2 separate regions of the Mus musculus genome follow, and region 2 is linked to region 1. Evidence: chromatin loops called from intact Hi-C (ENCODE). Cell type or tissue: heart. All regions are shown on one strand. Links, peaks and the distances in the headings refer to the core of each region. The heading gives the core; the rest is flanking DNA.

Region 1 (10,385 bases), core at 1,294-9,293:
TTCTGGCCCTTAGGAAGGCAGAGGGAAGGATGCCGGATTCCATCCCATCCAACCCACTAGAGGAGCATCGTATGGGGCTCGTGGGTGATGCTCACATAGACGTTCTGTGTTCTGGGAAGGAGGGAAGGGGTATGTTGGTCTTCTGTAAGGTGTGGGACTCCTAGTCTGTCTTAGTCCACATGAAATTGTTTCATTCAGGTATCAGTCACTGCTAGGGAAGATGTGCCTGCCTTTGGTCCCCCTCTGCCAAGCCCGCCTGTTTTCCAGAAGGTAAGAACCTTTTCTTTTATACTTGTCCCATCCCAGACCCCAGATCTCTGTACCCATGTGTCAGTAGTTGGAATGGGCTTGAATGTAGACTGGGAACATTGTGGGGAGATCCTGTTATAGCTTTGGGGGTATCTCCTTTCTGGATATCTCCCACCTCACCCTTTGAGGTCAATGTGGCCCTTGTTGGGAGTTTGATGCCAGGGTTGTCCTCCTGTTTTTAGAAGGACTTTTATACTGTGCTCTAGACCCAGGAGCCAGCCTCAAGCATTGCCTCCAGTGACCAAGGTGCCCTATGGAGGGTGGGTTTCCCAGCGCTGGGGAAGCTGGCTTTCAAGTTGGTACATTAGCAGGCAGGCCTGGCCTTGGCTGGAAATGACCGGATATGAGAGGGCTAACGCAGGGGTTCTCCTGCCTTTTTGTCACTGTGGTTGGAGGCGTTTGATTGACAGCAGAGGCCAGGAGAGTTCTGAACCTCTTTCACCTGTTTCAGGGCGCAGAATTCCGGGAGTTTCTGCTCACCAAGCTCACGAACGCAGAGAATGCTTGCTGCAAGTCGGACAAGTTCGCCAAGCTGGAGGTGAGAGGGCCACACGGAAAGTCTCCTCTGGGCTTGTTTGCTTCATCCTAAGCCCTCAGCTCTCTGTTGCTTTGGGAACATTTTTTTTTCCCTTGGTAGGAACTCATCTAGATTCTAGGACTTACCTGCCAATCATCAGGTTTTTTTTTTTGAACATGTAGTATGTCCAGGTCTTGCTCTGTTACCAAGGATAAGTGAGATATCACTTCTGTACTATGTAGTGCCCATGCTGGTAGAGGGACCTTTACAGAAGAGAAGCTAAGATTTATAATAGAGTGTATTTACTGTATTATACTATGGGCCATGATGGAGCCAGTGGGTAGTGACTGCTTCTGCTAGGGATAATGGAGGGTGTGTTCAGGGAAGGCTTCCTGGAGGAGGTTGCTTTTGAGCTGATGAATCTTGACATCTGATAAAGCTTTTGCATGAAGAGAGTCTGGAAAGTCATTCAAGACTCAGGGAACAGTCAAAGGTCCAATAGAATCAGACATTGTTGGGAGGGGGTGTGGCCAGATGACAGCCTCCTGTGGCTGGAAGACGGGACTGCAGATGGTTGGCTGCATTGAATGGCGCAGGGTTGTGGCTTGCAAGTGGTAGGCGCTATGAAATTTTTAAAAGTGTTTGATTCGCATGTTAGAGACATCATTAGCCAGCAGGTGTTAGAGTTGGAGGAGGAGAGGTTGAAGGGGAGATAGAAAAGGAACTGGCCAGTTAGAAATGATTAAAGAGTCTAAGAGGCTCAACAAAGGTGAACCCTTCACAGGAGGCACTGGGCTAAACTGCAGGTAGGCGTGTCCAACCAGAGGCCTGCAACCCACATGTGCCTCAGGGTAGCTATGAGTGTGGTCCAAGCAAAAATCATAGACCAGTAGGTATAAAACATTATGAACGTTTCCCCTGGTAACTGCCTGTGAAGTTCTTATAGATTGGCATTGTATCACACTGTCAGAAGGTTGGACTGGGAAGACATGATGGACTCCTAGAAATAAATAAGGGCAGGGAAAGTGGAATTGTGGGGTGACTCAGTCTTTCAGCTCAGGCTCGGCGGGGACAGTTGGGAGAGGAGCTTTGTTAGGACTGTGGCCTGCAGAAAGGGCTTGTCCAGTCTGTTGTGTCTGGAGTCCCCCTGGAGGTTGCTACCTGGCTGTTACAGAACCATGGGCAGAGGGGTTGTGCGTATAGATCCTGGTCTGAGATCTGGGGTAGGGGGTCCCCAGGGTAAGCCTTGGAAGAGCTGGTATGGCAGGGAGAGTGGGGGGGGGGCAGGCCTGGAACATTTGTGCTAACTGCAGCATTAGTGAGCATGAAGCCCATTCTCCTCCTAAATCCTACCGTGGCCAGGAGCTGGTGACAGAATAGCAGCCCTCAGACCAGGCATCCGGGCCAGAGAAGAAAGGACACGTCTCTCTCTGCTGTCGGTGTCTGTACACCTGTATATACCACTCCTTTCTAGGACCGGACCCGGGCTGCTCTCCTGGACAACCTTCATGATGAACTCCACACACACACTCAGGTCATGCTAGGCATGGGCCCGGAGGAGGACAAGTTCGAGAATGGGGGCCATGGAGGATTCCTGGAATCTTTTAAGGTATGGACGCAGGCTGAGTTTGGGTTGCTATGGAAGAGGGCAAAGAAAGAAAATGGCTACGTTATTGGGGATCCAGCCTGAGAACCCAAGGACTAGTCAGAAGTGACAGGATGGGGTGGGACTTTTTAAAGGGCTGGGGCATGGTGTGTGAGATTGGAGCAGCCAGTGTTGATTCCAGAGCGTGGGGTATCTCCATGCTCTCTCCCATCTTTAGCCCAGGAATCTCTGAGGTCACAAGCCTTGGGGTATTTAGTAGCTAGGTCGGTTGCTGCTGCGTGGTTCTTCCTTGCTGGCAGGTGCTGGGGCCCGGTTGGCGGTGGATGAGTGGGTGGAGCCACAGGCGAGTCTCTCCAGCTTTGAAAAAGAAAAGTTTTACCTAGAATGAGCTTCCTGTCCCCAGAAGGACTCAGATAACCACAGAACCAGTGAGGGGCACAGGTGGCTCCATTATCATGTCTTGGCTGCAAGCTTGTTGGTCCACACGGCACTTATATTGGCATCTGATTTGATCCTGACTACATATAGTCATGTACATTTGGATAGTGATTTCTGGATATCTCCTTTAACACAGAGGGGTGTGGGTGAGTGCTGGAGGGCAGGCTACAAGAGGCCGTGGGGTCTTAGGACCCTGCACCTCAGAGGTTCACACCTAGATTTTCTGACTCTAAGCTTACGTTTCTGCCAGGTTTTCCACTAGAGAGAGATTCATAAACATGACATTTTGAGGTATTAGGATTGGGGTTATATGCGCTTTTAAAAGTACCCAGCTACAGGATACTGGGAAAGATCTTTAAAGTTCGTAAGGTTCAGTTTTCTTGTTAAGGAACCAGAGATAATAAATTGGACCTCTGTCACCTTGTTGTGCGAGTTCATTGGAATAATGCCCAGAAATTGCAGATTGCCTATGACACAGTAAATACTTTTAGCTGTGGTAATAGGGCACCCATTATCTGTGCTGTGTAGGTTGCATATAAGACTTAAACTTCCCAACTGTCATTAGAGCTCCATGTGGAAGGCTGGAATTGTGGCTATAATAATTTTGGCATAATAATTCACACTCAATTTTAGTAATTGTAAGTATAGTTTTACATGTGAGGAAACAAAGACACAAACACTAAATAATTAGTCTTAGGTCACCCTGGAGACAGAGTTGAATTCAGGTCTCCCAAATTCCTAACAGCTACATGATACTACTCCCTCCCAGTTTCTGACCATGAAGATTCCACCCATACTGGCCAGGCCTGGGCAGGTCTGGGTCAGTTGTTCACTGCCCAGCTGACAGCTGAGAACAGGCAGAGCTCTGCTGGCCCTAGCTAGAACCAGCTGCTGAGATTCCTCCTGAGGGTGGGAGGAGCCGAGGTGCTTGTCCAGGCTGTTAGGAGATTCTTAGGGTTTCTGGTATAGTCTTGATTGAAGAGGCTGTGAGAAGAGGAGAAGCCAAAGCCGGGTGAATCTAGATGCAAGAGGAGCTGGGTGTGGAGGAGCCTGCCTGTATGGCCAACATTTGGGAAGCCAAGGCAGGAACATGATGAGTTCAAGGACAGCTTGGGTTACACAGTGAGATTCTTCTTTATTTCTGTTGGATTTTGAGAAAAGTGGAGGACAGAGGGGGAAAGGAATGGAGAAGGAAGAGGGAGCCACGGTGGACAGATTGTCTTGCCAAGAGGAGGGTCAGCATGAGGCAAGGTAATAGGAGGCAGGCTTGGGCCAAGGGAAGGTAGAGGAGCGGCCACTTAGTGTCCTCCTGAGGCTCCAGGGGCTCTGCCCCACCTCGTATCACACCTATCAAAGTGTCCCGCTCCCCTCCCACAGTAAATTAATTTACGTAGCATGATCAGTGCCGAGCCGCGGTTGACAAGCTAGTAAGATGCTGTGCTTTGCAGACATTCTATGAACATTGGTTGCTTTGAGTCCTACAGGTTTTCTTTTGTATGTAGGAGCTATATATTTTTTTAAGGTTTCAAATGTTTCTGTAACATTGTATGTCGGCTCTGGACATTCTGCCCATGGGTCCACTGGATGAGGTGGCTCAACAGCCGAAGGATGGTGGCTCCAGGACAGTTTGCTCAGTCTTTTGCATCTGTTAGGAGTGGCCATTGGTTTGTTTCACTTCAAGGTGTCTGAGGTATTCCTAGAGGGGCTTTCACTCGAGGGCATGCTGCAAGACTCTTTTATGACTGGCCTATAAGCCAGTATAGCAGGGACTTGTTTTTTAACTCTGTGGTTGAAGGCAGACCCGTTTTTTCCATTCAGATTTCATACCTACCTTTGAGGTTGTGAAGTTGTGGGGATAGATAGAAGGGGCCATGAGGGTCAGGCACACAGAGTGAGCCTCTGGAGCACTGATGACCATGGCCAGTGAGTTTCTCTTTTCCTAGAAGGAGACCTTGGCTTTTCTTGTCAACCCCTTCAGTGTTGTTGATTCAGGTCTCCCATGTGGAGAAGCCTGGGCAAGGGGCAGGCATGGTCCTGGCCCAGTTCAAGAGTCTGTGTCTAGTGCCTTAGTCAGGACTGTGGTGTCAGGATTACTGATTTTTTTGGGGATTAACCCTAGACCTCTGTGGGATGTCTCCAGGATAAAGGGTTATTTGCAATGATTTCAGGAAGAAAATGCGTGGCTCGAAAGTTCTCTCACAGGCAGGCACTAGCTAAGGATGCGCAGGGATGAGTGACACCCACTTCCTATCCCCTTCAGACTGGTCTTCCCTAGAGGGCCCAGCTGTGGCCTCTGTGGCCTTGGGTTGTGTGCGCGCCCCATGGGGACGGACGGTTCACTCATACCTCACTTTAGTTCTGGCTGTGAGTGGAAGCTTCCCCTTCAGGAGACACGCACTGGTTGCTTTGTGGACACCTAGATTTGCTTGGAAACCAAGCTGCTTGGAGGGATCTCAGGACCTGTCAGGCCTACTGACACTCGGAAGTTTTCGTTTTCATGTAGATGACAATCTGAGAATCTACACATTTCTAATGGAAAAGACTCATCTTTTGCAGTGTTGCGTTGAATGAAAGATGTTTCTGTGGCTCAAGGGGGTGGCTGTGGCCATGTTCTTGGGAACCTCACAGGTTTTGTTTTGTTTTGTTTTGTTTTTATCTGATGAAGAAGCTGTGTATCACTTCCTTTTGGAAGGTATTTATCTCTAGATCACCTATAATGAAGTAAAAAGAAAAAAAATGACAGTTGATTTGTCCGTGTGGTATGGGTATAGCACATATGGACCCTCGTTTGAGAAACACTGGACTGGCTCAACTCTCTACTGTCCTCATAATATGGAGGCAGGGGTAGAAGACAGTGGGACAGAATTGGAACCACAGGGAGCAGGGAGGCAGCAGGCTAATTTCTCTCACCCTTTGAGGAACTGGTGTAGGTAGTGCATTGGTCTCACCTGACCTCTAGTGGCAGGAGAGGCCAACAGACATCTCTGGCAAAGTCTTTTTGGGGGTCCTGTAGCTACAGGCCTGCGTGACACCAGTAATGGTGGATGGGGGATTGTGATGGGGCAGACACAGTCCCCAGCCTTTGACATCTCTGCCACTCCTTTTGCTCATGGAAGGGGAAGTCATGGTACCAGGGATGGATTGCAATGAGAGGGGGGAAGGGAAGGAGTGAGAGGAGAGAGAGAGAGAGAGAGAGAGAGAGAGAGAGAGAGAGAGAGAGAGAGAGAGAAAGAGAGAGAGAGAGGAGTGGGGTGCTCAGGCCTTGGCCTGGCTCTGCTCAGCTTATGGGTTGGAGCCATAGTCTTTAAGTGAGCTACCAGCATGTTCCTGCTGGAAGAACAGAAGACCTTGACTGAAGCCATCTCAGCAGGCAGGAGACTAGTAGTATCTTTGTGTCAGAGGCCCTGCCTCTGTTACTTCTCTTGGGGTTTGGATGGGCATTTCCACTCTCCCCCAACCCCCACCCTGTGCTAATCTCCTTGATTTTTGTCTCTGATGTTGAGTTTGTTAAGTTGAAAGAACTCATAGAAACCTCTTGTAAGGAGGCTGTGGTGCTGGTGGCCGGGCAGTGAGGTGACACTCGTGGGTAATGAGAAAGCAGTACATTCTTTCTCTGTCACCTCACAGCAGAGCTGGATGGAAGGCAGCAGTGGGGTGGGCTGAGGGCTGGGGGCCACAGGGACTGAGGGAGATCGGTGCAGCTAGAGGTGATCGGCCGGGAGGACGGCAAGGGACAGTCACGGGAAATGGCCAGCACAAGATGGCATGGTTGGAAATATAGGCGAGATTCCTGCTCTGCACACAGGACTTTCTGAGGGTCAGGGCACCCACTGCTGGAATGAGCTGGAATGGAGAACTCAAGCAGGGGTCAGGTGAGCTTTGTCAAGCACAGGTGCCCCAGCCTCCTGAAGCTAATACAAAGGCTTCCATGACCGCCCTTCCCACTGCCTTCCTCATGCTATCACTACCCCGTTCTCCTCTCCGTCCCTCTTCCCCTTTTCGTTCCCCCACACTCACCCCCCCGTCTTCTGATTCTGTTGCCTAGATTGACAGGGATGGCACTTCCATTCAGTTGCCCATTGGACCATAATATGGAAAAATTATTTAGATGTCACTGGACAGTTTCATTCAAATCAAGCATTGTTTTGGGTCTTAGCGATGACCATCACTTGTCTTCACACTAAAATGGGGGCAGGAGAGCTGACCCGAGTGGGCAGATGTCATCCCAGGGGTTGGACACAAACACTGTCTCATTTCATCTTTGTGACAGCTCTTCCTGCCAGGGACCATGGGAGAACCAGGGCTTCACCCTTCCTGTTGCCAAGGGCAGGAGAGCAGGTGACTGACACCCTGCCAAGCCCTGGAATTCTGTCAGTTCATTGGGTCCTCAGATTCTTTCTGTTGACTTTGACAGTGGCACATGGGCATCTGAAGACACTGTCCTCCCTGACATTGGCCTTTGACATTTTTATGAGAGTCGGATCCCCAGACCTCCTGCTTTCCTGTCATCTTTAATTCATCAGCCAGTGAATTGCTCCATCTTGGCCTTCATCTCTATCCCATCTCCACATCCTTTCCTTCTCCCACCTCTCTCCACTTCTCCCTCTTCCTGTATCTCTCCGTCCTCTTCCTGTATCTCTCCGTCCCTTCCCTCTCCTCCCCCTGCCCTGCCACCCCCTCCTCTCCCTCCATCCTCCTTCACCCCTTCCCTTCCTCTCCCATTTCTTTTGGAGATAGGGTCTCACTCTACAGCTCAGGCTAACCTTGACTTCTCAAGTCTTCCAAGTTGTATGGATTACAGGCACACACTCCCATATCCAGCTCTGTGTTTTCAATCTTGGGGTCTGGGATCCTATCTTTGAATCCCAGCTCTGTCTCTTAGTGGTGTGTGACAGTTATTTGTCGCTTGAGAGATTTTCTATTCTCTCTATACCTCAGCCTTGCAAGGATTCATTAGATTGTGTGTATGAAGCTCCTTAGACTGGACACGTTACACAGGGCTTGTTATTCATACTTGGATCCTTTCAGAGCATGAGAGACTGAGGACTAGATCAGAACACAAATGAAGAGTTTGAAGTGGTGGTGACAGTGGTGGTGACAGGCCAGGGGGAACAACCATATAAAAAGGTGCTGGCATTTACCAAAGCATTTGTGTCATGTAAGGAGCCTTTCTTCCCATCCAGGCACATATCCTCAGGTTTCAATGAGTCCAGGGAGTCTCTGACGCTTGGGTGGTAGAATGAATCAAATATTCTGGCTCTAGCAACCAGTGTCCCAGGAACACTGTTGCTAGGCAACTCTTCTGTGGTTCCGAGAGGGGAGAGGTCTCATCCCTCATGGGGCATCTTTGATGCAGACAATAGAGGCTACATGATGTTGATTGGAGGGTGGTAGTCCTACATCTCATTCGTGGCTTGTCTTGAGGGCTGTGGCATCTACCAGCAGCCTTTCTGAGTCTCTGTCCCATGTCAGGTGGAATGGCAGGCAGGATGAGGCCTTTCACCATTCCAAGGTGTCTAAGGTGTCCCTGGGGTCCTGAAGAATAGTATTTGCATGGATGTATGTGGAAGCTCTTCCTGGATGTCTCAAGGGAAGCAAGGGGCTTCGCTCTTCCTCCAGAGACATTCCTTAGGGGTAATGCACAGGCCTGAGTCCAGCTGTAAGGGTACACCGGCTTCAGCTTAGTCCATATATGTTGGCTGGTGCCAAGTTCTGAGACTACTCTGTCTTGACAGGCTCACACCATGGTGAGGAAAATCTACTAATTGCTGTAGCAAGAAGTCCAGGTGACTCTGGCACAGCTGGTCAAAGCACGTGTGTTCTTTCCCTTTTCCTTCCATGTGGTACTGGCCTCTCCAGCTTTGTCATCAGGTTTGGTCTCCCCGATGGCTTCAGTGCTTTCAGATGCTTTCCCCAAAGCCATCAGCAGACATCCCTCCAGCTTCTCTAGTAAGGGATAAGTTAAATTAGTGCTTTAGATTGAGCCTGAGTACTTTGTATCCCAGGGAGGAGGAGGAGGAGGAGGAGGAGGAGGAGGAGGAGGAGGAGACATTGGAATGCATGTTGGTCCTGCCAGCAAGAGATCTGCCAGTTGGAGTTTGGTACCTGTACTTGAGTCACTAATAGTACAGGTATCCAGGAGCCTTTGCTCTTTAGGCCCCAGAACAACTGATACAAAGAGACCGTCATCATAGACCCTGGGTCTTGCATTATTAGCCTCCTCTTAGAAGTGTGTTTTGAGCACTCTTGGATGCATTACCCCTTTGGCCTCAGTACTGCAGTTCTTGTTCCTGGCGTGGTGCTGAGCACACAGCAAGCACACTGTGCTTAATATCAATACCATGAGATGCTGCACGTGTGATGTGCTGGCCTCTCCTTTAAGAGCTTTATAGGCTCTCAAGGCTACTCCTTGTGTTGACACACCCTGTCCCATTGCACATAAGTCTCAAAGAAGCTTAGCAACCTGCAGGGTTCTCAGCTAACGGGGCACAGCAGGGAGCCCAGGCATGACTCCTGGCAGCAGCGTCTAACACTTTTGTGCTTTCTACCACTAAGTTGTGTTGTCCAGCCATCTTATTGAGAAACTAGATAGATGACCAGAGGGCAATGATGTAAGGGCTTGGGGCCACTGGAGAAAACCTCTGAAATGTACTTACACTTCAAACACTATGGAAGCAAAACAGAGTGTTATCCCAGGGAGCCAGGATCCTGGAGCACTTTGTTGGTTGGAAGTCCTGCCGTAGTTGGAGCTGAGTTCTAAGCATCAGAAGCAGTATTGCACTCTAGAGAAGTCTGAGGAGGGATTGTCACCCCAGGTCCAGCTCTTCTAGGGGTCCAGTCACCGTTTCTATGGCTCAGTTATTCTCATTTTCTCATGCACCATGACAAACCTGACTGTCCTGGTTGTCATTGGCCAGACACTTAACAGCTGGCCAGTACCCACCCAACCTGCCCCACATTTTGCTTTTTTGCAAGCTATAAGTGAACACAAGGTTCTGTACCCATAGGAGCTCCTTTGTGTGCCCAGTCTGAGCACATACCTCTTTGAACAGCCATGCAGATCTGTAGTGTTGATCTGGAAAGTATAACTTCAGCTCTCTAAGTCCAAGGGATGGTAAGTTGCAGCTTTGGGTCAGAGATGAGCAGGAACTTGTTACAGGGTTCTACATCAAGGGTGGATGGAGCTGCACAAGTCACACCTGTGGTCACAGTGGGGAGGGAAGTCCAGTACACACTTAGGAGGAAGCTTAGCTTTGTGAACACAGAGCTGATGTGTGGTTGAGGACGTGGTAGCTCAGTGGTAGAGCTCTTACCCAGCATGAACGAGATCTTAGGTCTTTTCCTCAGTGACAGACAACACACACACACACACACACACACACACACACACACACACCAGAATAAAAAGGAGTTAGTGTTCAGCACCTGTGTTTAGCCCCCATCCTTTATGGAATTGTGACACACCCATTTTATAGACAATGAAGCCATAACTCAGAGAGGTAGAGTTGCTCACTG
Region 2 (10,385 bases), core at 1,631-9,630, 150 kb before region 1:
GAGACACTCTCTTATTGGCTTGCCACTTCTGCTAGATTGTTTAGTCAGCGAACCACAGGGACCTCTGTCTGTGGCTCCTCAGGACTGGGATTACAGGTGTGCACTCCAGTCACACACACACACACACACACACACATATCACATGGATGGGGATTGAACCCAAGTCCTCATGCTTGTTTGGCAAGCACTTTATAGACTGGGCCATCTCTTCAGTTTCATACGATTAGAAGTAATCTGTGGGTTTTGTGTATGTAATTGACCTTTCTGGGTTTCATATCCAGATTCAACCTACCTTGGATTGAAAATACACATAGTTTTGGACAGAGCCTCACCATGTAGTCCTTGCTGGCCTGGGTCTTGCTCTGTAGATCCGGCTAGCCTAGGATTCATAGAGATCCACCTGCTCCTGTCTTTTGAGTGCTGGGCTTAAAGACATACACCATCATGCCCAGCAATACATATGTTTCAAACCGTACCTGCATTGCACAGGTGCAGGCCCCTTTGCTTGCTCTTATTCCTGGGATGACACAGGGTAACTTTTGCTTACACAGTGTTGCAGAGTGTTAGACATCATAAGTAATCCAGAGAAGATGGGCTTCATACAGGAGGATGTGTGGACTCCATGTGGGTACCAGTCCATTCTGGATAAGAGACTTCAGCATCTTTGGATCCTGACATCTGTTGGAGTTGATCCTGTCCTTTGAGACTACTATTAAAAACTCACACATGTGCCATCCTTACAGATGCATACCTTTAATCTCAGTACTCTGTAGGCAGAGGCAGATGGATCTCCATGAGTTCGAGGCCAGCCTGCTCTACTAGTGAGTTCCGAGACAGCCAGAGCTACATAGTAGAGATGCCCTGTATCAAAAAAATAAGTCATGCATGTGACATCCTTTTGACTTTTTCCCATGGTGCCCTATTGGCCAGGTTGTCTGGGTTCGGAGCTAGGCCCTGCCTTTTACCAGTCGTAAGTCCTTGGACAGGTTATTTAATTTATCTATGCCTCAGCTTCCTTATTTGTAAAGCACAAAAGTGTTGTTTAGGGCATGAAGTAAGTTTGCATATGTCCATTGCTAAGAATAGTGCAGGAGCATAGAGTCCATCAGATGTGTACATGTGTATGTGGCTGATGCTATTATAGCTCTGAGTGTGCCCTTCCTCGGGGATTCTGGAAATTCTAAGGACAACTTGTAGTTCCTTCTTTTTAATTGCCAGTCAGAGTCTGTTTGTACATTTTGCATCCTGCATGCCTGGATCCCTTGGTCATTTTTATGTTTTGATCTCTCAGACACTGTTTCAGTGGCTGTCCCCATTGGACCCTCTGTGTATTTGTGAGAGATGCCCGTGGCAAGGGTAAGAAGGGATGCCATGGTCCTCAGATCTCTGTGGTAGTGCCAGAGGGATTTTAACCACCCACTGTGTCTCTACTGCCCACGCCCTCACAGTTGTGCAAGCCCAAATCTGATTGGCAAAATCACATTTACTTATTCCGAGGGCACTAATAGAACTCTGGATAAATGAATGGAAATTCTCTTTCTGCAACCCTCAGATCACAATGTCTGCCTCCTTTGAGTTCCTCCCTGTAGGTCTGGGTGTGTTCTTATATATTCTCTCTCTCTCATTTTAAAAGCTGGTTCAAAAATATTTTCCCATACTGGTACAGCCCTTCCCCATCTTTAAAAATAGTGTTTTCTTGATTATAAAAATAGTACATGCTCACTGTGAGAGGTTTAAAAAATATGTACAAATGTTGAAGTGAAAAAAATAAGAATAACCCATAACCCACCACCCAAAAGAAATTGTTCTTCTTATTTATGGTGCTGGGGATCGAATCCAGGGGTTCATGCCTGCAGAGCCACTGCCAAGCCACCAAGCAATGTCCCCTCTACACGTTACTGTTTTAGTGTTTCCTAATAGTCTTTTTTTTTTTTTTTTTTTTTTTTTTTGGTTTTAAAAACGTGTTATGTAATGTCATTTCAACACTGAGTGATCTTTTAAAAGGTGACTCAGGGCTTGGGGTGTGGCTCAGTTGGCACAATGCCTGCCAAGCATATGTGAAGGTCTGGGTTTGATCCTTAGCACCACATAAAACCAGGGATGGTGGTGTATTCCCGTAATCTTGTAATCTAGAAGGTGGATGCGGGAGGACCAGAAATTCGAGGTTATCCTCTGCTGCATGGCGGAAGTGAGGTCAATCTGGGCTAAACGGGACTCTGTCTTAATACCAGAGCAAAACACAAACAAAACAGAACCCCAAATCAAACAATGTACACCCCCACCGTGATTTAAAATACTACTTACCCTGTGACCATGGGGTCCCATAATTAATTTAGGTATTGCTTTATTTCTAGACTTTAATGCTTTTAGTTTTGGCTATAACAAATTATACAAAGGATCTGTATATAATTTTTTGTTAATGTGTTTTTGACTATTTCCTTTGGCCAATTACTAGTAAAGGTGAATCCTTCCTTCCTTCCTTCCTTCCTTCTGTCCTTCCTTCCTTCCTTCCTTCCTTCCTTCCTTCCTTCCTTCCTTCCTTCCTTTGTTTGAATATTTGCCTTAAATATGCAAGGCCCTAGTATCAGAATAAACAAACAAAGTACATTTTGCTTCCTGGGACAGAGTGCTCAGGGCTGACCCGTTTAGACAGACACATAGAACACTTGCGAACATATTCACCATTGCAGACAGTTCTGTTAGGCAACACTGGCTGAGACTGAAGGCCAGGCTCCCAGGTCAGCTTCCAAGAGCCAGACAAGCCCAGACATTGTACCCAGTCTGTGACCTGTCTTCACCTCCAAGGACAGGTATCAGAGGTGTGCAAATCCAGTGACACTAGATGGCACCAAGGAGGCAGCCACAAACTGGTATGGTGCAGCTGGTAGCTCTCAGAGCCCTGCCTCTTGAGGCCTGGGACAAACGCAGAGAGCTGTCACCATAGCAGAGTCCTAACGTTTGGCTAGCATTCAGCTTCACTGTAACATGTCAGGGTCCTGGCATATCCTGAACACACACACTCCAGACTTGACTCTATAAGGTCACTCAAGGTCACATACACACAAACACTCCTAGTACCACATCCCACTACAGCTGGACAAAACCAGCCGTGATGTCTCAGAGCTTGCCACGTCCCCTCCCGTCCTCTCTAGTCCTGGGAGCTGGCTCTTCTCATTCCTCCTATCCCACCCCTATATCATTTTATTTTTGAGGCATGGTTTCATTTTGTAGTTCAGGCTAGCCTTGAACTTGTGGTGATTCTCCTGCCTCAGCTCTTGAGTATTGTGACATCTGGTTGGACCCCCCCCCCCCCCCCAGAATCCCAAGTTCCTGACGGAAGCCCCATCACCTTGGGAATTGATGCACACCCGTCTTCCCTTGGGAGCATGCTAGTTTCCAGACAATGGGAAGGCTGTGTTCAGAGATGTGCCCCTGTGTTGTCTGTGGATCTAGGGCTAACTCACTGGAATGGGATGGCATCTGGTCTTGTTAAGGGGGAGCCTAAGGGTTTTACCCACATGGTATGAGCTCAGGAATTTACTAGGATTCTAATTCTGTTGAAACCATCTTGCTGGGCTGGAGAGACACTTCAGCAGTTTAGAGTAGAGTAAGCACCACTCTTTCAGAGGACCTGAGTTCAGTTTCCAGCACCCACATCACATATCTCACAACCATCTGTAACTCCAGCTCCAGGGGACTCAACACCCTCTTCTTAGGGACTAGGTATGTAATATATGGTGGCAAAACACTTAGATACTTTAAGAAGGATGGGGGGGGGGGGAAGAGAGAGAGAGAGAGAGAGAGAGAGAGAGAGAGAACCATTTTACCTTTGTCTTTTCTTTCTTAGTCTCTGTGAGTGTTGAGTGTGTACCACTGTTTGCAGGCAGGGGTCCTGGGGATACACACTGGTGTGGGCTTTCAGACCTCAGGGACCTGTGCCTGTATGCCCTTCTGTATTTTTAGTTCAGGATGCTCACACAAACCCAGTCAAGGTGAAAAGAGGTGGTGGCCGTGCTTCCGAGAGGCCCTGTCGTCAGTGGGGCATCAGGAAGAGTGCAAAGATAACCGTGTTTTGAGCAAACAGAGTGGAGACACAGTGGCAATGAATTAGAAATAGTGCACTGGTCACAGAGAGGAGGAAGACAACCAGAAGGAAGTGGGCTGAGGTACCCGCACTTCTGAATCTTCCAGAGGTGCCTCTGTCCAGTGTCTAGTCTCAGTTACAAACTTACCATGCCACCTTCCCATCCACATCTAGGCTTGTGAGCTCGATGCATGCCTGTAATCCTGGTACTCCAGAGGCAGAGGCAGGAGGATTACCGTAAGTCTAAGGGCATTCTGAGCTACATAATAAGACCCTCACTCAAAAAACTAATCAGAAAGAAGAACAAAAAAGAGGAGGGCAGTACTCTTGTTACTGTAGAGCCTGCCCCCCAGGCTGTGCTCTAAAGAGACTTGTGTTCTGAAAACAAACGAACAGAACAGAAATCTCAGGCTTGCCAAGAGCATCTCTTCTGCTGGTCCCAGCTGGATCATTTTCTGTTCAAGGTTTGGGCAGGAGGAAGGGAGGGGAAGAAACTTGTCTGCGACAACTGGGTCAGAACTGGAGCTGGGGAAGCAAGCACACCAGTGCTCTGTGCCTTTGATGGAGCTGTCAGTGCCAAGGTCAGACAGAGGCAGGAGGAATGTAGGTTGTCCATGTCTCATGAATATTCAATGAGCACCCACTTTAAGCCCGCCCTGCTTCAGGGGCTGGGATTCCTTTGTTGAATCCTGGCTCGGTTAGTCATTGATGCGGTCATGTGAGGGCAGAGCCCTGACCTCCTGACCCTGAAGGTGCAGATGACAAGATTCTCTGTCTCACGGGGATGTTTAGGATGAAATAAGCTAACACACTAAAGGCGATACAAAAGGCACTCAGTATATCCCTTTGCTCAGTCCTATTACAGAAGATAACGAGGAGTCAGTTGCAAATGGTCTCGCCTGCAAAGAGTTCAGGCTGTAGAGACTTAGTAGTCACCCCAAAGCATGAGGTAATCCCTGTAAAGATTTGGGAGGAGTGGGAACTTCCTTTTGGAGGGACAGCACATGACAGCCGAAAAGAGAATTCTCTAGGAGTTTGGAACAGAGAGAACATCCAGGACTCGGGGTCAGGAAGTGTAAGGAGCTGTTTCCTAAGCAGTGTGTCCTTCTCCACGACCCAGTGGGAGACTGTGGAAGGATGTATTGTAGGGGTATGGGAAAGTCTGTTCAGGGCGTTCACTGAATGTGGGGCTAAGGTGACAGGTGAAGTGAGCTGCTTCCCTGGAGACTGGCATAGGGAGGCCAAAGCACCATGAATGTGTTACTGAGGAGCGTGGGGCTGAATCTCATGGTGACTCAGGGCTGCAGGCTACACTAGCGGTCCATCTCAGACAACACCTCAGAGTGTGAAAGGAGTTCCATGGAAACTGGGGTCTCGTGCTTGGGGGATTTGCAAAGCGGGTCTGCTGTGTATGTGAGGTCAAGCCGGTGTGTGGGGGAGTGTGACGCCCTTGACATAGACATAGAACGAATGGAAATCTGCAATTCATCCCCGTGGCCTTTGAACTTGGGTCCTTGAGCTCAGGATGGCTTACCCTGGATGAATGAAGAGTCTCATAGCCAGCAATGCTAGCAGTCTAAGTTTATTGAGTGTAGTTGCACAAATGGACAGGTGTTGTAGTATTTTCTTGTGGTGAGAGCCCGGGACTATGTGCTTCCAGACAATGGCCTGTGGGAAGGAAACAGTGAGGATAGGGCCTTCTAATTTATTTATTTTAGGGCTTTTTCAGTCTCACGTTGGGTTTCTATGTAGCCAAGGATGAGCCTTGACCTATCCTTTTGCCTCTACCTTCCAAGTGCTGAGATTATAAGTGTGTATCACCATGCCAGACCTGGGGTTACATTAGACGAGTGGTCAGCAAACAGCCTCTTCATAGAAGTGACAACTGAGAGGACCAGAGGCAAAGAAAGACTGAGTGTGAGAATATCTGGAGGTAGAGGAGCCCTCCTGGGACTGGAGGGCTGGGAACCGCTAGTACAAAGGCCTTGGGGTGGGAACCACTAGGCAGCAGTGAAGGTGAGGTGAAGAACACTCTTGGTGGTGGGTAAGCTGGAAATAACGACAGTTCTCCTTACTTCCAGAAGGTGGCAGTGTTGTCCCAGGACTGCCTGCTCATTTAGTGGTCGGAGGGGATGTATAGAACTAGACAGCTTTGTGAGTAGGAACCTGAGCCGTCATAGGTTTTATTCTGTCACAAGAAGTGGCAAATATGAAAGTTCTGACTAGGGTAGGTGAGCATGCCATAGATCTTGTTCATGACATGCCTTGCCTGCCTCCCCCGACCCCCACTTCCCTTCTCTGCTTCTTTGCCCTGCTCCCTGCCTTCTGTCTCTGCTCCCTCTCTTCATTGCTCGCTGGTGCAGCTGGCTTCCATCTCAAAGATAATTACTTGCTTTCCGGTGCCTCTTAGATAACGGGGACTGTTCCTTACCGCAGTGCCTGCCCCTCCTCCCAGGAGCTTCGGTTCTCAGTGAAAGGCTGAGGCTGACTGAGGTCGTGACCCCTCCCCCGACTGAGAATACCCACTTCCCTTCCTCCTACTGTCACACGCAGCTCTCTCCTCCAGCACTCCAGCAAGTTCCTGCTGCCTTTGATAGAGGCAGCCAGAGCTCGTGCTGCAAAGGGAGAGAAACCCAATAATCAGGCAGAGACAGGAGACAGCATCACGGCTCTGCTGTGAGGGGCCACTTCAGCCTACAGAGATAAAACTTCTCTACCGTAAGCTCTTTAAAAAATTTTTTTTTATTTTAATTTTTTAAACTGGGATGTAACCTCACCCTCAACATCTGAGTTTTATTTTATTGTGGCAAGAATGCTTAACATGAGATCTGCCATCCTAGTTGATAACAGTACCCATTTATTCTTGACTATAAGTTAGTTTCTTTTCTTGGTGTGTGTCACGAGTGTGTTAGGTATAGGTCATAGGTCAATCTCAGGTGTTGTTACTGAAGAGCTGTGTACTTCAACTTTTAAAAATAGATTTATTTTTTCTTTCTTTCTTCCTTTCCTTTCCTTTCCTTTCCTTTCCTTTCCTTTCCTTTCCTTTTTTCTTTTTTTGGTTTTTTGAGACAGGGTTTCTCTGTGTAGCCCTGGCTGTCCTGGAACTCACTCTGTAGACCAGGCTGGCCTCGAACTCAGAAATCCGCCTGCCTCTGCCTCCCAAGTGCTGGGTTTAAAGGTGTGCACCACCCCTGCCCAGCTAAGACTTATTTTTTAATTTTCTGTGGGTCGGTGTTTTTTCTGCCTCTGTCTGTACACCACGTTCATGTAGTGCCTAAGGAGACCAGAAGAGGGCATCAGCTTCCCTGGATCTGGAGTTGTGGGAGTCTAACCTGGGTACTCCAGAAGACCAGCCATTGCTCTTAACTGCTGAGCCATCTCTCCAGGTTCCATCATGATTTATTAAAGATAGTGTCTCACTGGAACCTGGAACTTGACAATTAAGCTAGGTGTCTAGCTTGTGAGCTTTTGGAATTCACCTGTTTCTGCCCCCCCCCCCAACCCCCCGCCAGATTCCGAATGTGCACCACCATGTCTGGCTTTTTGTGTGGGTGTTGGGAATTGAACTCAGGCCCTCGTGCATTTGTAGCAAGCAGTTTACCAACTCAGCTATCTCTCCAGCTCTTGCCCCACTCCGTCTCTCAGAGTCTCCTGCATCTTAGGCAAGTCTTTTCCCATTGAGCTGTGGCACCAATCACCAGGTATCTTTTTACTTTTTATTTTGAGACAGTGCCTCCCTGAGTTGCCCAGGCAGCTCCAGGACATGTAATAATTCTCTTGCCTTTTGACTGGTTGGAATTACAGGTCTGTGCCACCATGCCTGCCATGCCCTTAGAGCCTCCTCCTGAGTGGGAAGTTCAACTCCTTATCTCGCCACAGACTTTGAGATCATTGGTTAGATTTTTTTTTCTCACCTTCATTTGCAAAATGGGGATGGTAATGATAATTTTACATGGGTTGGGCTGTTCGAAAGTGCTTCAGCTATACCTGATAGAGCAGGTGATAAAACTCCATTTATTTATTTATTTATTTATTTATTTATTTATTTATTTATTTCCTATCATCTGTGTAGTCCTGGCTGTCTTAGAACACGTTCTATAGACCAGGCTGGGTTCGAACTCACAAAGATCCACCTGCCTCGGCTTTCTAAGTGCTGAGATTAAAAAGGCATTTATCACCATGCCTAGCTATAATATACTTATATTTATGAAATATTAATTTACTGTATTGTAGCAGCATAATAGCAATGCATCATTGTTATTCGACGCGTTCTCACGACCGGCCAGGAAGAACACCACAGACCAGAATCTTCTGCGGCAAAGCTTTATTCTTACATCTTCAGGAAAGGAGAGCAAGAAGCAAGAGAGAGAGAAAAGCAAGAGAGCGAAAAAGCAAGAGAGAGAGAAAAGCAAGAGAGAGAGAAAACGAAAACCCCGTCCCTCTTAAGGAGCATTCTCCTTCGCCTCGGACGTGTCACTCCTTGATTGGCTGCAGCCCATCGGCCGAGTTGACGTCACGGGGAAGGCAGAGCACAAGTAGTCATAAGATACCCTTGGCACATGCGCAGATTATTTGTTTACCACTTAGAACACAGGATGTCAGCGCCATCTTGTAACGGCGAATGTGGGGGCGGCTCCCAACATCTCCCCCTTTTTCTTTTAATAAGAGCAAATAGGCCACCCATATTAATGAGAGTGGAGATAGAGGTCAAATCCCCAGTGTGTAGGTAAAGGAGCCATGTACAGGATTAGCTCTTAGGCTTACAGGCTTTTACCCAGAGCAACCCTGACCTGCTCCCGTGTCGTTTTGCCTGGGGGAAGGGAACTAGGACACTGAACCTTCATGAAAGATGACATGTCTCCCTAGAATAGGCTCATATATGCCGCAGAGCCTTTCCATTGCAGTGCTTAGCCTTGCAACTCTCTCGGGCTGCTGAAGCACACTCACTCTATCCCGTGCAATGAGTCTAGCCTCATGGGATATAAGAGCTGAGTGGCCAGCGACCTATTGCCTAAGCATAGATAACCATATATCAGGGGGAGCTCCATGTTCTAGTCCTGCAAGCGCCTGGGCAATAACCACCTTGTCTCTCCTAGTTTGGGCCTTAAGCTTACAGACCAATCAAAGAAGCAACACTAATCCACAGCAAAGTGTATCTCCAAATAATATTAATCCCACCCATTTTTTAAAGAAAGAAAATGCTGAGGAGATCCAATTGGGTAATCCTTTGGTCAGGGACAGGTCCAAGCGCGTGGAGTTGACCTGAATGATGGCAAGCCTCGAAGGGTCTGTTCAAATTCAGCCATCCAATTCTGTAACATATACTGAAAAAGACTTTTTGACAAATTAGCTGCCCTAGTAAATTTAACATACTGAATGGAAATAACACACAATCCCGGAAACTTTTGTTCACATCCCTGCTGAGTTATTTGTCATAATACATCTAGTTGTATCTGGACAAGATCTATGAGTTGATTAACCAGCATGAGACCTCTCTGTATCTTGACATTAGCTGAGGCCTGTTCATCTATGACTGTAGTCACTGAGGCTGACAAAGTGTTAATGGTGTCAGTCATCTGGACCTGTCCAGACAGAGCCAAGGCTGTCTGAATTAAGGCCAAACCCAGTTCCTAGTTAGTGGTAAAAAAGCAGGAGAATACTTGAGCATTATACATCACCGTCATTGGGAGTGGAAATGTCGACATTATCCCCCAACGCTGCTCTCTCTTTATTATTGACGCCCTGGACATCACCAAGACGAGGGACATTAGTATTCCCTTGGTCAGTCTGGATTTTTCGGGTGAGTCTTTCTGGTAACCAAAATGGGTTGTCTTCATTCTGTGGGAAAACACAGATAGCTCCCCTGGATCCTATCAAGATAGGATCCGGGCCATACCATTTATCATCAAGGACATTTTTCCATTTAACCATCTCATTGGGCCTATCTGGCTCTGAACAATGACGTTCAGCCGCAGTATGGCCATGAGCATCAATATTTAAAAAATTGAGTGTAAAGAGTGCCAAAGACACCGACACTCTTGGTGCTCGGGGTACAGTCTCCTCAAAAGTTCCCCTCTTCTGTTTTATAAGATAGGCTTTGAGGGTGCGATGCGCACGCTCAACAATACCCTGTCCTTGAGGGTTGTATGGAAGTCCAGTCAGGTGGGTTACGTCCATCTGACGGCAGAACTGTTGGAATTTTTGAGACGTATAAGCTGGTCCATTATCAGTCTTAAGGAGTCTGGGTTTCCCCCAAGCACTCCATGCCTCAAGACAATGTTGAATCACATGTGAGGCTTTT

Evidence for each region. Hi-C counts contacts between places; a loop is a spot of excess contacts. Peaks named below come from ENCODE experiments on the same cell type or tissue, not always from the same donor. Only the 100,000 strongest peaks of a DNase experiment are listed, where the experiment ranks them.
Region 2: it touches region 1 in a loop (6-fold over the local background); 10 of 42 quality-filtered maps call a loop at or near these places.

What each region holds. Positions count from the first base shown.
Region 1 is chr11:74,397,773-74,408,157 of GRCm38, reverse strand. It overlaps Rap1gap2 (RAP1 GTPase activating protein 2), which reads left to right. Exons shown (of 25, transcript NM_001015046.3): 15 at 199-270; 16 at 761-847; 17 at 2,301-2,435. Among named protein-coding and RNA genes, the nearest start is that of Olfr412, 38 kb to the right of the region's middle. In heart, for the core only: CTCF peaks have their summits at 5,144 and 5,837 (motif pointing left); a DNase peak (open chromatin) is centred at 3,747.
Region 2 is chr11:74,543,351-74,553,735 of GRCm38, reverse strand. All of the region lies in intron 2 of Rap1gap2 (RAP1 GTPase activating protein 2), which reads left to right. Among named protein-coding and RNA genes, the nearest start is that of Rap1gap2, 42 kb to the left of the region's middle. In heart, for the core only: CTCF peaks have their summits at 6,167 (motif pointing right) and 7,361 (motif pointing right); a DNase peak (open chromatin) is centred at 6,525; H3K4me3 peaks cover 773 bases; H3K27ac peaks cover 2,715 bases.